Regions from separate parts of the Mus musculus genome. Here region 2 is linked to region 1. A link is a loop called in an ENCODE intact Hi-C map of the cell type or tissue named here. Cell type or tissue: gastrocnemius. All regions are shown on one strand. Links, peaks and the distances in the headings refer to the core of each region. The heading gives the core; the rest is flanking DNA.

Region 1 (8,591 bases), core at 190-8,189:
CTCACACACCCTTCTGTAAACTGGGTATTGCTATCACAGGGTGAGCACCACTGGAATCAGAAGATGCTCTGGGCCTTCCTGAAGGTGCTGAGTATCAAATCTGATGCCCAGAGACTCTCAGGAAGACATGGATGGGAAAGCACCACTATTGAAAAGAGATCAGCCAGTGCTCGGGCTTTGTGCTGTAAGAGCATCCCTTAATTGGAGGGCTCAGGGATAACTGTGATGCCCTTCATTTGTAACTTTTCTCAGGGAGGGGTTAATTCCTTCCCACACTCCACTGACCTCCTGAAGGCTGTGCTGTTGGGAGGATCTACAAACTCAGCTGGTTCAGCCCACTTCCTGGATTGAAGTGATTCTTCCATTTGCGTTCACACCCATGGGGAGACGAAATGCTTTTGACCCAAAGGTTTACATAGGTAGGCACAGATTGATGAAATTGTTAGAGCCATAAGTGTCCCCTAAACATGGTCAGTTTAGGGGGCTTGAGCCTCAAGAAATAAGAAATGCTTTGTTTGAATTTCTCCCCTGAGATTTGGGGTATAAGTACTCCAAGTCCATAACCTTGATCTTTTTTTTCCAGTGCTTAAATAGTGGGTACCAGAGTCACTGTGTGTGGAAGCCTCAGCCTCCCTCTACTAGAATCCATCCTCCAACAAGGGAATTGGCAAAAGACTAGTTTTCACATTCTCTAACCCAGGGTCTATATTCAAAGGAAGGGCTTGGGAACCACCAGAGCTGAACTTTTGACAACAGACCTTCCAGAACTCCTTTCATCTTTCCCAGAGTCTTGGGAGTTCTTCTGATGGTTGTCTAAGAACAGGAAGGTGGACATAGATGTTCTTCGGGACTCTGGAGTTACATGGCACCAACCAGATAGGCAGACAGGCAAACATGAGGTACAGTTGCCAATACACAGAGAAGGATGTGGGGTTGAGAGGCGATCTGACAGAAAGCCTGTGGGTGGACAAGTGTGTGCTTGGGTACAGGGATTGAAGACCTGGTGTGAAGAAGAAAGGTGTGTGTGTGTGTGTGTGTGTGTGTGTGTGTGTGTGTGTGTGTGTGTGTGTGCATGTGCGCGCACGCATATGTATGCAGTAAGATTGGAAGTGGTAGATTGGGAGCTGAAAGTGGACAGAGGATTGGCAGGCTCTCCAGACCCATGAGCCCCCTCTTGTCTTTCCCTTTCCTAGCCCCATGTACCATTCTATATTCCTTCTCTCCAGAAATCCAGCTAAATTTGGCCCTGTTCTAGGGACCCTCACCACCTGCATGCTGAGGGCTTTAGGGTTCTGTGAACCAAGACTCCAAGGGCTGTAAGAGCCATGATTTAATTTCAAGTGGAAGAGGAGGAAGTGGCTGGAATGTAGTTACTTCCTGGTTCAAAGAAGAAGAACTTTAGAGGCAACAGTGCTGTAAGGAGAGACCCATGGCCAATCTTGGCGATTATTTGGATAGCTAAAAGATCCCCTTAACATCGACAAGACCTTTCTTTCCCAGGACGGGGTTGGGTTCGTTTGCTCCCTTTCTAGTCTGGCTAAAGAGGGAAGGACTGTTGAGAGTGACTAGAGGAAACTGGCAGTGAAAGTCTCTCTGGTATCCTAAGAGATTTGCTTGGGTCACTGCCAACCTGACTTTCTGGAGCTGAGCTACTTTGGCAATGATATCTGGTCACACTCCTCTCACTACAGGCAAAACAGGCAGGCAGAGGCCCGGAGACACTAAGGCAGACTGCATATCCTGTATATCAGGGGAAGGGGGACATCTGGAACTGTAACCTTCCTCACTGTTTACGATCGGAGGGTAGCAGACAGAGGAGGGGAGAGAAGAAAGGAAAAAAATAAATAAAACCCAAGGGATGATATTCTCATTTCACACCAGCAGCAAGCAGCAGCAAGAGTCGACAGTGCTAAGAAAGGCAAGCTCGCCCTTCCCAAGATACCTTCTTCTTGGCCAGCAACAGATCCTGGTAAGCGTTGGACCGTAGGAAGCGGGCATAGCTGTCACTCTTCATCAGCTTGTAGATGTGCTCCTGGAGATGGAGGGGAGTAGAGAGACAGAGAAGGAACCATCAGTTGAAGCTAAAGGAAACTGCAACCCAACTGACCTGGGGGTGGGTGGGCAAAGGAACCTAGGAATGTTTGAATGGAGTGAGGAAAACTTGCCATGTGTCCCACCTCGCCCACATCTCATGTAAACCAAGAGATAAAGAAACAAACAAAATGGTATTTTTCTCTCACAAAGCAAGAGATCCTTGAGGTTCATGTCTCAAAGGATTTGTTCAGGTCTGGGTGTCATGTTGGGGTATTTAATGGTTATAGCCACAATAACTAACAGCAATTGGAAGAAATAAACTACTGGTATACACTCAAACTAGGGAGAATCTCAAGGGAATTAGGATGAATGAAAAACTTGGCCCTCACTTGTACTATATGATTCCATTGATAGAATATTCTTAAAAGGATGGATTAGAGAAATAGATTAGTAATGGCCAGAGGTTAGGGATGGGAGAAATGGGTGGTTATAAGGCAACAGGAAGGATCTTTGTGGTGATGGGTGGTTCCGAATCTTGACACATGTACACAGGTGATACAGGTGTGAAGGATGGAGTACACATGAATACATGTACAACTGGTAAACCCAAATGAAATCAAAGGATGCTGCTACACCGTTACAATGAATGCAGTAGTCTGCTACAGGTTCTCAAGATGCTGCCATGAGGGAGTTGAATAAACAAGTCCATCTCTCTATTCTTTAACAACTTTCTGGTATCTACAAGTATCTCTAAATAACAAGTCCAACTTTAAAAATAGCCAAAAGAGTCTGAGGAGATGGCTCAGTGGGTAAGAGTTCTTGCTGTGCAAACATGAGGACCTGGGTTTGAACTCCCAGCACCCATGTGAAAAACTGGGTATGGCTGTTGCATGTGCCTACAAACCCAGTGCAGCAGGGGCCAGAGACAGGAGAGTTGGATCTCTGGGGCTTGATGGCTGCCAGCCTAGTTCCAAGATTCCAAGATCAGTGAGACATTGTCTCAAGGCAAGAAAGGGAAGGACAATGGAACAGGATAATTGACATCCTCCTCTGACCTCTGTATATGTACACACCATACCATGCATATGGACATGCGTGCTTGTGAGCTCCTGCATGTGCATGCATGCATGTGCATGCACACATACACACACACACACACACACACAAACACACACACATACACACACACACACACACACACACTGGAAACAACAATATAACTGAATCAGTTTATAGACATTGGGGCCATCATCTTGGCCTGGAACATGACCCTTCATAACAGGATCATGGGGCACACGGGCACATATGCCAGGCCTTAAGGTGGCATTCAGGAGAAGGATACATGGTGGCAATGCTGCTGCTTTTCCTCTGGGGCTCTGAAAAGACCCAGGGGTCAAATATATGACCCCTGACTTACAGCTAGGTCCTATCTATCTGCATGTTCTTCTCTCAGTCTATTCTTATCGAAAGGATTGCTTGTCTCTTGAGGCAAGCTTGTCTGTCCCAAGAACAGTGCTGCTGTGAGGGAGAGTGGGTCATCTCTGATGGTGGAGTGTTGACAGGCAGCTGGGCTGGTAAAGGAAGCATCATCCCTCACGATGCTCACTGTCCCTCCAGGAAGCTGGGCAAAGGCCTCGGGGCCAGAGGGACTGGAGGGCTGGTCGACGAAGAGAGAGAGCCCAGCTGAAAGTCAGAGATACTCAGACCTCTTTCTGGCTTCTCTTCCCAGAAACACCATGTATGGAGGAGGCAGAATCTCAAATCCATTGGGGGACACATATTTTTTTTTCCTCATTTTTATTTTACTTTTAAATGTATGGCTAGTTTACCTGCATGTATGTCTGTGTACTGGGAACACGAAGTGCCTGCAGAGGCCAGAAGAGGGTGTCAGATCCCCTGGGACTGGCAGTTGTCAACAGCCTTGTGAGTGCTGAGAGTCAAACCCAGGCTCTCTAGGAAAGCATCCAGTCCAGTCCTCTTAACTGCTGAGACCTCTTTTCCAGGCCTGGGGATGGGGGAGGGGAACTGGCTTTTTTTTTTTTTTTTTTTTTTTTTTTTTTTTTTTTTGTAGCCTGGCTAGAGAATCCTGGAAATCCTGGAACAATGACTAAGCCGTGCCAAGACTCTTCCCTATCCAGCATAAAAGGCACATAGCCAAGGCATAGAATTAACCGAGGTGTCTACCAACTCATGAATGGATAAAGAAAACGTGAGAAATATATTTTATACATGGCCTCCCCACACATACACCACAAACACCACACAATACACTCCCACATATATCACACACACATGCACACATAGACACACATACCACACATACACACATCGCATACATACACACATACCACATACACACATATCACACATATACACACCACACACACAAGCATACCACACATGTACATACATATAATACATGTACACACATATACATACCACACATACAATGCACATACACACCACATAGTTGCACATAAATACACATACCTCCCCCCACCACATACATACATCACAAACACACCACATAAACATACACAAACACACACACTATACACATATGCCACATATACACATACACACACACCATTACACATACCACACATACACACACTACATACACACTACACACACACACATTATACACATACCCCTCCATTCCCCCCACCTCACCCCCACAGTGGATACTCTTGAGCCCCGAGCAGGAAAGCCACTATTTACCATGGTGTAGATGAACCTAGGTGTAATGAAATAAGCCAGGCACAGAGTAACAAACACTGCCTGACTCCTTCCATGTGGACGCTAACATATCACACTCACACAAGCAGAGAGAGTGGACAACAGCTGCTGTGGACGACGGGCTCAGGGGAGGGAGGCTGAGGGATGCTGGGGCACAGAGGAAACACTTTATTCAGACAGGAGGAGTAAGCTCAGGGTATCTATAGTGCACTGTGGTGGGATAAAGTACCTGGTAATTTTGAAATTTCAATTTGAATAATTTTAATAAGAAACCCCAAGTATGTGGAATGATATGTATGTTAATTTACTTGATTCTGGCATTTTTACAGTATGTATATGTGACAAAATATCATGTTTATATCATGAAAATAAATGGCTTTTTACTTGTCAGTTATGAACAGTGGAAGCCAAAGGAAGAAACAGAAAATATTCTGGTTACATGAGGAATCACTGTGGCTCGTCCTCAGTTGGACCCCAAAGGACCCTGGGATCAGTCTTGGTCTTCCCAAGATGCCCTGTATTTCCAAAACACTGTATTGGTGAGATGGCATCCAATAAAAATGGACCCACGGCATGGGATGTGGGGAAATTAAACAGTGGCTGCCGCAGAGACTTCGTGTGTTCTCAAAGCTTTATTGACTTTACTGTGAAAGGTTTTCCTGAAAACCTCACAGAGATACGCAGTCCCCCCAGTTTAAGTCTCCAGATGATGGTGCGCAGTGTGTCTTCATCTTTTAGCTATGCACCCTGTCCATCACAGCATCAAGACATTTAGTTGATTATACTGTGCTGTGGATGGTTTGGATGTTCAGAGCCCAGTTAGTGTCTGAAAGAACAAGTTGTGACAAGAAGAAAAAGGTTGGGTTTCTGCCTCCCTCTCAGCCACTCTCACCGTGGGCTCTCTCCTCACACACACTCCCTGCCATATTGACACACAGTCGAAAGGCCCTCACCAGCGCTCCCAACAGATAGGCTTGCCTGATCTTAGAGTTTCAGGTTCTAAAACGGAACTAAATAAAATTTTCTACTCTGTGGAATACCCATCCTCAAGCAGTTTGATACAGAAACAAAAACCACACAGTGTCTTGGTTCATTAATATGCTTGCTTGAGTTTAATGTTCAAGTTTGCAGGCTCTGGGCTTGCTTTAGTTTATGTTTGCCCTAAGCATCTGCTTCCTTATTCTGTAGGGAAGGAGAGTAAGGACCGCACACTCCACATAGGGCTGGGAACCTCTGAGCTCAAACATCCTCCTCGGCCCCAGACCCAGGAGTACCATTGCTCTTTGTTCCTGTGTGATGTCTACATTGCTCTCCTATTAAAATCAGAGGGGCAAATATTAACTCTGAGTGGTGGTGACTTCCTGACTTTTCATCCTTTCTTCCTTATCTTTTTTTCTTATCAAGCATCATCCCAGTCAGGTGGCATCTGAGTCACCCCCCAAGGCCTGTCCCTTTAAGACAATGCATCTCTGCTGCTTCTGGCTTCTCCCAGGAATCTAAATGCTGACTATGTAATGCTTCGTGACCACCCTCCTCTTCTCTACAAAGTCCAAGGAGACCTCCCCTAGCCTGGCTCTTCTGGCCTCAACCACAAACTTCAACCCTGTTCTGCTTAATTCCAATTTCCTCATTGCAGTCAGGAAAATCTTGGTTCATTAGCAAAAAAAGATCTTGCCGACTGAAGTAGGGCAGGAAAAGGCAGGTGTTTAAATGTTTAATCATGGCTTCTGTCACTAGCTATTTGTTGAGCATCTAGTAGGTACCAGGTACTGAACCTGACATCATGAGGTGGTAGTCTGAAGAAGACAAAGAGAGCTTTGTTGCCATATAGCTTAGAATCTATAGACAAGACAGACTTTTTCACCAAGATTCGCAGAGCTGTTTGAGCTAAGGTTGCAACGGGGTCCAAAAACAGCTGCTATGCATGGGTGTGTCTGGGGCTGAGCTGATCTTACTGGGTGGGGAAAGGTGTCCCATCTACCAGAAAATGCCTCTTCAAGGCAGGAGGGTCTGCCCAAATGTTGCTGAAGGGAAAGAGCTGCAGAGTATGATCTGGCAGAGCAGGCAGGACATCCCAGGGCAAGCAGCCTGCAGTGACTCATTCTCCAGGGCACGCATCAGTGTGTGTTCAGGGAAAAGCAGAAACACTGCTATTACCTTCCCTAAGTGGTCAGCTACGAAGTCATATACCCAGGTAAGGACTGTTTGGGGGAAAGTAGTCAGTGAGAGCAGACTGGCTGGAAGGGGGTGTTCCCACCAGTCCTGCTGCTCACTGTTGATTGACATCACGATGCCTCAAATCACCCTACATGGACACACACACACACACACACACACACACACACACACACACACACACACGGTGGGGTGGGGTGGGGGGTTGGGGGACAAGAGTGTTCCTATCATTCAGGTCTGACAAAAGCAGGCCTTTGACACTCTGGAGATCTCCCAGGCCCCCAATGGGGGGCCATGGCTCCAGGTTCTTTCTGGACGGAACCTGGCTTTCCCACAGGCTAGGGATTCGGTGACTCCCTTGTCCTGTTCCTCCTCCCCAAGACAAAGAAATGTTGCCTTTGATGTCAGGAAAGCGTGTTCCTTCCAGTTTTGTCTAGGAAACACAAAGACAGTAAACAGGGGGTGGGTGAACCCAGAGCTGAGATTTTTCTGGGAATGAGAATTAAGATCAGACTCGGGGTCTCTGGCCATTTCCCAAATGCAATGAGTTTATCACCGCCAGGGACAGCAAGTGTCCAAAGCTCTTGGCAGTGACCTCTGCTGATTTATGAGGGTTTCTGGTGTGTTTGCACCATTCTGCCGACAACTGGTCCTAAGGGAAATGTATATCTAGCATCCGCAAACTACAAGGGAACCACTGGAGAGCCCAGCCAAGTCCTGGGTGAAGAAACAGGGCTCGAGAAAAAGCCTGTTCCTTTCTTCTTTTGCCTTCCCTTGTCTTCTCATCTTGCCCTGACTTTCCTTCCTTCTCTTCTGCTTATCAACTACCTGCCCCTCCCCCATCTCCCTCTATATATTATGGAGATGAAGGCTGACCACAAAAAGGCAGAGCCACATGGCCATACCTGCCCCCCAGACAGCTCCAGGAGGGACAACAAGAATGGCTCTATCTATATTAAGAAACCACAATTTTAGGACCTAAACCACACAGATGTCTTCGCCACACACTTTCCAGTGGTAGGAAGGACTTGAACCCCTTTAGTGGTTGACAGTGCTCAGAGATGTCCCTCTGCTGACACACATCTCCTTCCTTGTCCCTTCCTGGCCCTGGCTGCTCTGCCAATGGGTCCTCTGCTTGCCTGGGATACTGAGACAGAAGCAGGAAGGCTGGCAAAGGGTCAGCAAGGGTCTAGGAAACACAAGAGCTGGGGTAAGCAAGCAATACATGCTGTCTCCTGACCACACCTGCTCCGAATCAATATTTTGCTGTGAGAGCCCTCATTTGGAAACATCCTTTGTTTTTTAGACAAAACACTGGGACTCTGAGGAGAGGTGTGTGTGTAGGTGGGTGGGGAGGTAGTCAGATGAGTGTCCAAGGCCTTGGGCTCAAAGCATACCGGAGTAGCTGAACCTCTTAAGAATACTGTCCTATCTTCTTCTGAGCTGCAGCCTCCTAAAACAGCACAGACCTCACCTCCCAGCAGAAGAGCATCTTTCTGGAGTGGAAACCACTCGGTTGGAATGTGCATAGCGGCCAAGAGCCCTCCTTGTGATTTTTCAAGTGTCCTATTTTTCTTTCTGCAGGTGCACGTGCCCCATTGTGACCCTCCATTCCTATAATAGCCATACTTGGGGAGCTGTCA
Region 2 (8,591 bases), core at 227-8,226, 190 kb before region 1:
TTCTCTAGGGTCTTCTTTTCAACAAAGTGTTCTGTGCTCACCCTCAGTGATAACTAGGTGGAGAGGGACCTCCAGGGGAGGACTATACCTCTTCACAGGGAAACCCACTTTTGAGGGCTTTTGAGGGTCTAGCGCCTATCAGCTCTAGGTAGGATGCTCTCCTTGCTGTGGGAGAGAGGTCGGTCCTGTGAGCCCCGTGGGTTTGGGCTGTGTTTGATTGTAAGCCTGTGTTTTGCACACAGTAGTACCACAGAGAGTAATTACTCAAATTAGATGCCCAGGACTTGTGCTCAGTTATTAGGCTTGGGACCACACCTTTACACGATATTATAAGCAACTTCCCAGGCAATTGCATGAACTCTGGTGCTGGCTACACTGTGATCCAAGATGCTCCTACTGTAGACAAGAGCCAGAGTTGTCAGTGTGGGTAGGGCAGCTGTCTGATGGTACGGGTTTATTGGGCTGCTACCATCTTTATCAGTGACCAACATTTCCACAGTTTTGTCTTGTGCACTCCTTTCTCCTACTTATTATTGGCTTATGTTTGTGTTTCCCCATTGGAGTATTTAAAAGTAGATTCTATACATTTTATTATATATTCCAGTGTATCTCTCTTAGGCATTTTTATATGCAGCACAAATATGCCTTGTTCTAATACCTACTACCCATGCCCACTGTATCCACTCTGTATTTGCTACCTTCCTGTTAATTATCTATTAGTTGTCATATCAGATAGACTGCTATACTTATGTTCAAATAACCCTTATTCTACTTATCAGCCTAGAAGTGCCATAGTAACGATACCAACAGTTCAGATATACCCCAAAGACCCACTAATAGTTTCCTTGAAGTGAAAAAGCAGATGTTCTCCTTTAGTTTTAAGGAAATGCTATATGTTAAGCTTGATGAACTCTATAGTAAGAACAAACCTTCACTTTGTGAAATTGTGAAGGAGCAAGGGATTTGTGCTTTTTTTACTGTTTCACTCCAGAAGGTCAAAAGTTATGACCACAGTGCATGGTAAGCGCTTAGTTAAAATGGACAAGGCATCATTTAGGGGCTCAGTACTCTTTGGGGTTCAGGCATCCACTGAGTATCTTGGATCACATTCTCCATGGGTTAAATAGCACTTCCATTGCTTGGAGATTCGAATAAGTTCAGAATCTCTGTGTGTGCATGCGTGTGTCTATTTTGAGGGGTGCGCATCCTTCCTGGGTGGGGAAGTGTGCTGATTATCACTTCAGGGGTGTACAGTGCTGGGCTGTTCTGCCTTTAATGCTGTTCACACTGATCAGGGTTTGCTGCCACTGGCCCGGTCTCTCTGTCTCTCTCTCTCTCTGTCTCTCTCTCTCACTTGCTTGGCCATATTATTTCACTGTGGTGTGTGTGTGTGTGTGTGTGTGTGTGTGTGTGTGTGTGTGTGTGTGTGTGAGTGAGAGAGAGAGAGAGAGAGAGAGAGAGAGAGAGAGAGAGAGAGAGATTCCATCACTGAAGGATCACAGGGGTGTGGAGTTTCCATGCCTGTTGTGAACGCCAAGTACCTCTCATCCTGCTTCCGCCATCCCCCTGCCCCTGCTGGACTTTGTAGAGTACACCAAGGAAGACAGCCCAGGTACTTCTGGCATGAGTATGGAAGATGGAACCCCCTTTAGTGATAGGGATGTCGTTTTTGTTGAGGTGTCAGGAGCAACAGCGCCCACTGGCCCCTATACTCATTCAAAAGCAGGCAGAGTGAAGGGCTCCGGAGTGAGCCCATTACAGAGAGCCAGGACTCCATGCTTGGGTGCTTTATGTTTTCTATTCTCCATTTCCAACAGCTCATTGTAGCAGTGGCTAACAACACATGCTAGTCCAGACTGTAGGGTGCTATAAATATAACATATGCACCACATTCTCATAGCTTAGAATAAAAAAAAAAAAAGAATGTACAATACCTCGTTGTTAGCTTTAACAGTAACGTGTTTTGTTATATTTGGTTAAAATGGTACTGAAATTAAAATGTACCTATCTCATTCGATTTTAATTTCTATTTTTATCGTTTTTGGAGTACCTGGCCTGAACCCGGGTTTAAACGTGCTAGCTAGTTGCTAAGTACTGAGCTATACTCCCAGCTAGCCTATCTCATTCAAAAAACAAAACAAAACAAAACAAAACGAACAAACCAAAACAGCGAATGGAAAAAGTAGCCATATAAGAGTGGCTTGGCATTCTGGAAAGTTTAAGCAACCTGCTCACACTTCCTCAATCAGGTCAGAAAGAGAGAAGGATTCGAACCGTGCCTTTTCCCACTGAGTCCTGCCTGGCCCAGGACCCCGCCAGTCTAGGTTGAATGATGAGTTGAACAAAGGAAGTAGGAAGAAAAGTCATATTTGAACATCATGATTGGATGACAGCTAATGGCTCCAGGTTGTATGGTGTGGCCACGCCACCATGCTGAGAGCCATGGAGGAAGCAGAGGGGTATACGAGTGAGTCTCTGAGCTGAACAAGTGTGGGAAGCCACCTCGTTCACAGCTCTAAGTTTTTATAGGGCTTTCCAGCTGCTGGTGGAACTTTCTGGCCACTGGAGAGCAAGCACACGGGGTCTGACATCTCTCTGTATGGTCTGGTCTTGGTCTCACCTGAGAGCTTGTTGGAAATGTAGGAGGACCCCAATCTCTATCCCACAGGCCACTGACAAGATCTCAGCTACTCTGAAACATGAAGGGTGCCAGGGCTTTGGTAGTGAGTCTCCAGTGGGTTTCCTTTATTTTATCTTCTACCCCAGGAGTACCAATCTTAGCTCTACCACCTCCTGCATGATTCCTTGGGTGGATCATGTAACTTCTGTGATCTGGGCCTCAGTTTGTTCATCAATAAGTTGGGAATAACAACACACAGCCAAATTTGTGCGCCTAATAAAGGGCAGATAAAGAAGGATATTGCAAGCGAAGTGGATGACTTTCTGAGTTTTAATATTATTTATTATCTGGGAGGGGGTGAGGACAGCTCATCCCCAACAATTAAAAAGGAGCCTTTGGTAACTTTAACATAAGAAATTAATGAAATTCCTGTGACTTTGTATCATCAACCAACCAATCATCAATAAATCAAATAACCAATAAATCAAATTAGTAATTACTCGTACACTTGTAGTACAGCCCAGTGGTTGTGTACTTGTATGCGCACAGGAAGATGCCAGGGGTCTTGCTAAAGAGCGAATTCTGATTGATAGTTCTGGGATATGGGGGGATATGAGGTCTTACTTTAATGGTAAACTCCTGGGTGTTGCTGGTTCGAAGATCAGGCTTTTGATGGAAGCTAGTAGAGCCCCCTTCCTTTCTCTCTCTGCTTCTCAAATTCTTTACACCGTTATCAAATACTGACAGCCCTCTAAAAGCTTTTGTTCTGGGTCTAGCAGGTGACAGCAATTTCACTAATGATTTGCTATATTAGAAATTAAGACAGAATTCAGCTCATGAATATACAAGTGCACACCGGAAGCCCCGTCAAATGTCATGCATCCTCTTGGAAGCCCCCACTGTACACTCAGGAGGAAGTGAGAATGAACAAGGCAGATGATCCTTTAATGACACCAGGAGAGTGGCTTTTGTTAAAAAAAATACTCATTTTTAGTTATGTGTATGTGGTTATATGCAGATGAGTTCAGGTGTCCTCAGCAGCCAGAAGAGGGTGCCAGATCCCCTGGCTGTAAGCCTGCTTGTTGGTGGTGGGTATTGAACCTGGGCCCTCTGGAACAGCAGCAAGTGCTCTTAACTGCTAAGCTATGTCTCTAGCCTGTCGAAGTGATCTGGTGCACATCTTAGACACACCATTCAAGAACAGCTTTTGTTAGAAGAACTACCCTTGACCAGAGTCTCTTTTGTCCTCATTTCCAGCCTTTTTTGTTGTAGGGAACCCAATAGCAAAAGAATGGAGAAAGACTTGAAACCTTGGGGTCATTGTCCACAATATGAGTGATCTTTGAAGATATAGACCATAGAAAGGCAGGAAGGTGACAGGGTATCAGAACTGAGGAGAATCAGGACCCCGCCCATGGCCTCTGCTTCCTCTTTCTTCTCCCAGGTGCCTGGGTTTCCTGTTCCGTGGGGCATGAGACCCTGGAGCTCCTGGATTTAAGGGTCTTTGCAACTGCGGTTACCAACAGGGGTCACTGTTTTCAGGTTCCAAGTCCCTTGAAGGTGGAATGTGAGTGGCCCCAGTTAGAGTTAAAATAGGTTTGGCCAAGTCATTAGTTGAGCCCTCCTGAGCCTACTGTATGGCCAGTAAGATGGGACCCTGTGGTATATAGTCATGGCTGCCATGGCTTCATGTGTGAATGGGAAGTGAGTATCCTCAGGGAGGAGGGTGGGTCTCTTTTGGAGAATAAAGTCCAAAGTGTTCTGTATCCGAGTCTAGAAAGCTGTCCTTCTGTTTCCAGGGCTCTGGGACCTGGAAAGGTATGGAACCTACTCAGAGCCAGCACTGACTGACAGACAGGGATAGCAACATGACTGGTCCTATTCACAGGATGATGACAGGAATCATCTGAGCTAATGTATGTGGAAGAGCCCAGGAGACTGTTAGGGGTTCAGAGTAACGTATAAAATGCCATCTTTCCCCTCAGGACCCAAGACTCAAATTGGGGAGGTGCTAAGTGAGATTCATGATACAGTAAGATGTCTGCTGGCTTCTCATTGTGTGCCAACCAAACACAATGAGAGCCTAGAGGATCCACATGGCCATGGAGGGGTTAATAACTTCCTGTGGGCTTAACTATATCCTGTGGCTTTCATTCCTAATCCCAGCTACCTCAACTATGCTGCAGAGATATGCCCAATGTATTTATTCATTTACTTACAAATATATTGTTTGAGGCATAGTCTTTTAAGTAGCTTTGGGTGGTCTAGAACTTTCTGTGTAAACCAGGTTGGCTTAAACTTTCAGTTTTCATTCTGCCTCTGTCTCTGTTTCCTGAGTGCTGGGGTGACAGATGTACACCACCACATCTGGCCTGCTGTTGCCCATTTTATAAATGAATAAGTTGAGGATTAGAGGGAGGGGGCCAGAGAGATGGCTCAGTGGCTAAGAGCACCGACTGCTCTTCCAGAGGTCCTGAGTTCAATTCCCAGCAACCACATGGTAGCTTACAGCTATCTATAATGGGATCTGATGCCCTCTTCTGGTGTGTCTAAAGACAGCTACAGTGCACTTATATACATAAAATAAATAAATCTTTAAAAAACAAAAGACTTAGAGGGATAGCTTGTTCTGTGACAGCCAGCTGGTGCTATCTGTGGTTTGGATGTGGCTTGAGCGCCCCTGAGACTTCATGTGATGAAATTTAAAGGTCAGTTGAGATGCAGAGAGGTCAGAAACTGGATGACCGTTGTATTCAGAATGGGCCTTTGGAAAGTCACCAGGATTATTAGGTAAGGCCAGGGTAGGGCTTCTCCCGAGGACCTAAAAAAAGAGACAGAAGGACTGAAAGAGACACAAATGAGGGCTCTCTGTTTCTTGCCATGGGATGCTCCGTGTTGCCTATGGATTTTGGTAGCAAGGAGAATATCACCAGATGTGTCCCCTACACGTTGCACCTCCAGATCCATGAGCCAGATTTCCCCTCTTTTCCTTTTGGGTATACTAACCTCAGGCCTTTTGTTATAGTAATGAATATCTGCCTGTTAGAGCTGGAATTTAAATGTAGACTCGTCAGACCTTTAAGACAACATTGTTTTAGTCTGAAGCGTTGCAAGAAGATTTTTGGAGGGCGAACACTAGCAGGACTAAAATGTAGATTGTCTGTGCATGGCAGAGGAGAGGCAATCATACAGAAAAACGGGACAGCAAAGATATAGACGCAGCCTGAGCCTGGATGAGATGGTTGGGTTGGCGGTAGGCTGCCATTGGCTATAGAAGCCTACCATAGGTGGCAATGGAGGCCTGTGAGGGAGCGAATGGCCTCAGAGCTCCCACTCTCATCTCTGTTGTCTGTGTGGCCGGGTAGTCATGTAGGACGGGCTAGGCTGGGCTGTGGGGAGGTAGAGTTGCAGCCGGGGGCTTTCCTAGGGAGTTCAGGATCAGCTGATGGCCTTGGAGGAAAAGCATTGGGATGCCAATAAAGAACAGCCACAGTCAGCTCACTGCCTGGTGGCCCACTGTCATGACAGTGGTGGCCCATACAGGACTCGACCTCCTGTGAGAGACTGATAGAAAATCAACAAGTCAACTCAATTCATGTACAATGCAGTACCCGATAACAGCAAGTGCCCTGGCTAAACATAAAGCAGAGAAGAAGGAAAAAAAGAAAGAAAGAAAAAAAAAAGAATAAGAAAGGATTCAGGTGGACATCAGTGGGCTAGGAAGGGCTTCTTGGAGGAAGTGGCATTTGAACAGGACACATGGGATTCAACCTTCCGTCTTCCAGGAAATCAAGCATTCTATGGCCTCCAGAGAGTTCTACACATATCACCTCAGATGCCCTTATGGTCTTTATCTCTGTTTGCCAAACCAAGGCCTTGGGAGTGTGGGAGCATTCGGCCTCCCTGCTGGGCAGCCCAGCACCAAGGGGAGGGAGCCGGCTCTCAGCAGGGCTGTTCTTTCTCTCCTGCTGACTCCCTCAGAGGCCCTTCCCCTCCCCTGCTCTGTTCTGCCTGTCCCCTCATCTCCTGCCTTGACAACTGGCCAGCCTTGCAGAGGCCCCTCCAGCATTTGCTGTGGCCTCATCATTCTGCCTGACTTGCTTTTACCTGCTCCAAGGGGCTGTGACCGGGCTGCCAGCTGTGCATGTCAAGCAGTCTTGGCTTCACTGAAGAGGGGTGGGGAGGGCCGGGGCCATAAGGTAACCACCCTTAGCATCCTGAGCCCAATATCTGTCAGTGCCTCAGAGTGATGGGGGTGCTCACTGGGTATTGAGTGTGTCTGAAGGAGGAAGAGGAGGAGGAGGAGGAGGAGGAGGAGGAGGAGGAGGAGGGGAGGAAGGGGAAGAGATGGATGAAGGGGTAAGGAGGAGGAGAAGGAGAAAGAGAAAGAAGGGAAGAAGAGAGTGGCTTTTACTGATTATCTCTGGTAGGGATGAGGGGCAGGGAAGTAGGAAAGCAGTGACAAGGAGGGAGGTGGAATTCCTCCTCCTCCTCCTCTTCTTCCTCTGCCTCCCCCCTTCTTCTCCTCCTCCTCCCCCCTCTTCTCCTCCTCCTCCTCTCCCCTTCTCCTCCTCCCCCCTCCTCCTCCCCCCTCCTCCTCCTATTCCTCTTCTTCCTCTTCCTCCTCCTCCTCTTCCTTCTTTTTTCTCTTCCTTGTCATCATCATTTTGAAAAAGACAGGGTTTTGGCAAGGTGGAGTTGCTTGTGAAGTGTGTGTATTTTGAGAGTGAGTGCCACAGGCTTGGAGAGTGGGTCCGTCTATAGTGAAGCCCCCGGTAGTATATATGCGCCTGCATTTGTGAGTGTGTGCATGTGGGAAAATCCATCTCAGACTTTCCCACTGTGATCCTTGGGACCACTTCTTTAGAGCAGGTCCTGGGCCTGCACCCCAGACTTCTGTCCTGCCATGGCCCTCTCCTGCTGACCCTTCCTCTCTGTCTCTGAAGACTGCAGCCAGCTCTTTTCAATGGCTGGGAGTTTACCACTCCTCATTAGCAATGAATGACCAGGAGAAGGCTAAGGGACCGCAGGAAGGCCAGCATGGGGCTTACAATGACTTATTAATAAGTCTTCCTGCTTTCTGGTGTCTGCTGTGGAGTGCAGAGCTGCTGCCTGCCTTTCAGGCTAGTCTCTGTTACTACTGAAGTTTAGCTCCTTCTGCCCTGCCCCTCCTCTAGTCATGTGACCCACCCAGGGAGACATCCAGGGTTCTGGTGTAGGTAGGTATCAGGAATCCAGCTCCAGTTGACCTAAAGGCCAGGGTCTGATGGGAGGCCTGAGGTAGACTACATACAGGAGCCCTGCCTGAAGCCCAGCCCTACTGTGAAGGCCAAACATGGAGGAGGAGACTGGACTCCTGAGGCCTTTAGGGTAGGTAGTGAGGGCACAGGAACCTGGCACCCCAGCACAGCTGTTATACTTCCTGTTCCTTCACCCCCAGGGTGCTCATCAGCTGACCAGCATACAGAGTATCCTGACATCTTATGTCATGTTGTAGGAGAGTGTCTGTCAGTAGAGTTCACTGTCCGTGAGGTAGAGAATGCTGTATGGTAAAGAGGCCCCATATTTGATAGATACGGGACTGTGTTAGACTTCTGTCGCTCTGTGTGGCAAGGCACTCGTGAAAGCCTCTTAAGGGAATAAGGATTTATGTTGTCTCATGGCTTCAGAAGGGTCAGCCGCAGTTGGCTCTCTCCATTGCTATGGGTCTGTGGGGAGGCAGAACGTCACACTGGCAAAGAGTGTACAGCTGCATACAGTAGTTTGCTTCTCTGTAACCAGGAAACAATGAGGGAAAGAAAGAAGACTTGCCCAGGACAGTTAGTTATAAGCTTTAAAGACATACCCCCATACTGTCCTACGTACTCCAGTTTGGCTCATCTCCTACAGTTCCCATCCTTCCCACCTCCCATCCCTCCATCCCCCCCCCCCCCCCATTCCCCATCCTCCAATTGAAACCACTAGCCAGGGA

What was found. Peaks named below come from ENCODE experiments on the same cell type or tissue, not always from the same donor. Only the 100,000 strongest peaks of a DNase experiment are listed, where the experiment ranks them.
Region 2: a loop joins it to region 1, with 2.1 times the contacts of the local background. A loop is called at or near these places in 2 of 42 quality-filtered maps.

The regions. Positions count from the first base shown.
Region 1 is chr12:83,127,096-83,135,686 of GRCm38, reverse strand. It overlaps Rgs6 (regulator of G-protein signaling 6), which reads right to left. Exons shown (of 17, transcript NM_015812.4): 16 at 1,943-2,032. Gm51988 (a long non-coding RNA gene) reads left to right here. Exons shown (of 3, transcript XR_003950211.1): 3 at 1,882-1,960. Among named protein-coding and RNA genes, the nearest start is that of 1700030I03Rik, 10 kb to the right of the region's middle. In gastrocnemius, for the core only: no CTCF peak of the experiment used is centred there; DNase peaks (open chromatin) are centred at 4,023, 7,261, 7,468, 8,107 and 2 more places; H3K27ac peaks cover 872 bases.
Region 2 is chr12:83,315,843-83,324,433 of GRCm38, reverse strand. The region is part of intron 5 of Dpf3 (D4, zinc and double PHD fingers, family 3); the gene reads left to right. Among named protein-coding and RNA genes, the nearest start is that of Gm51988, 170 kb to the right of the region's middle. In gastrocnemius, for the core only: a CTCF peak has its summit at 5,168 (motif pointing left); DNase peaks (open chromatin) are centred at 3,703 and 6,676.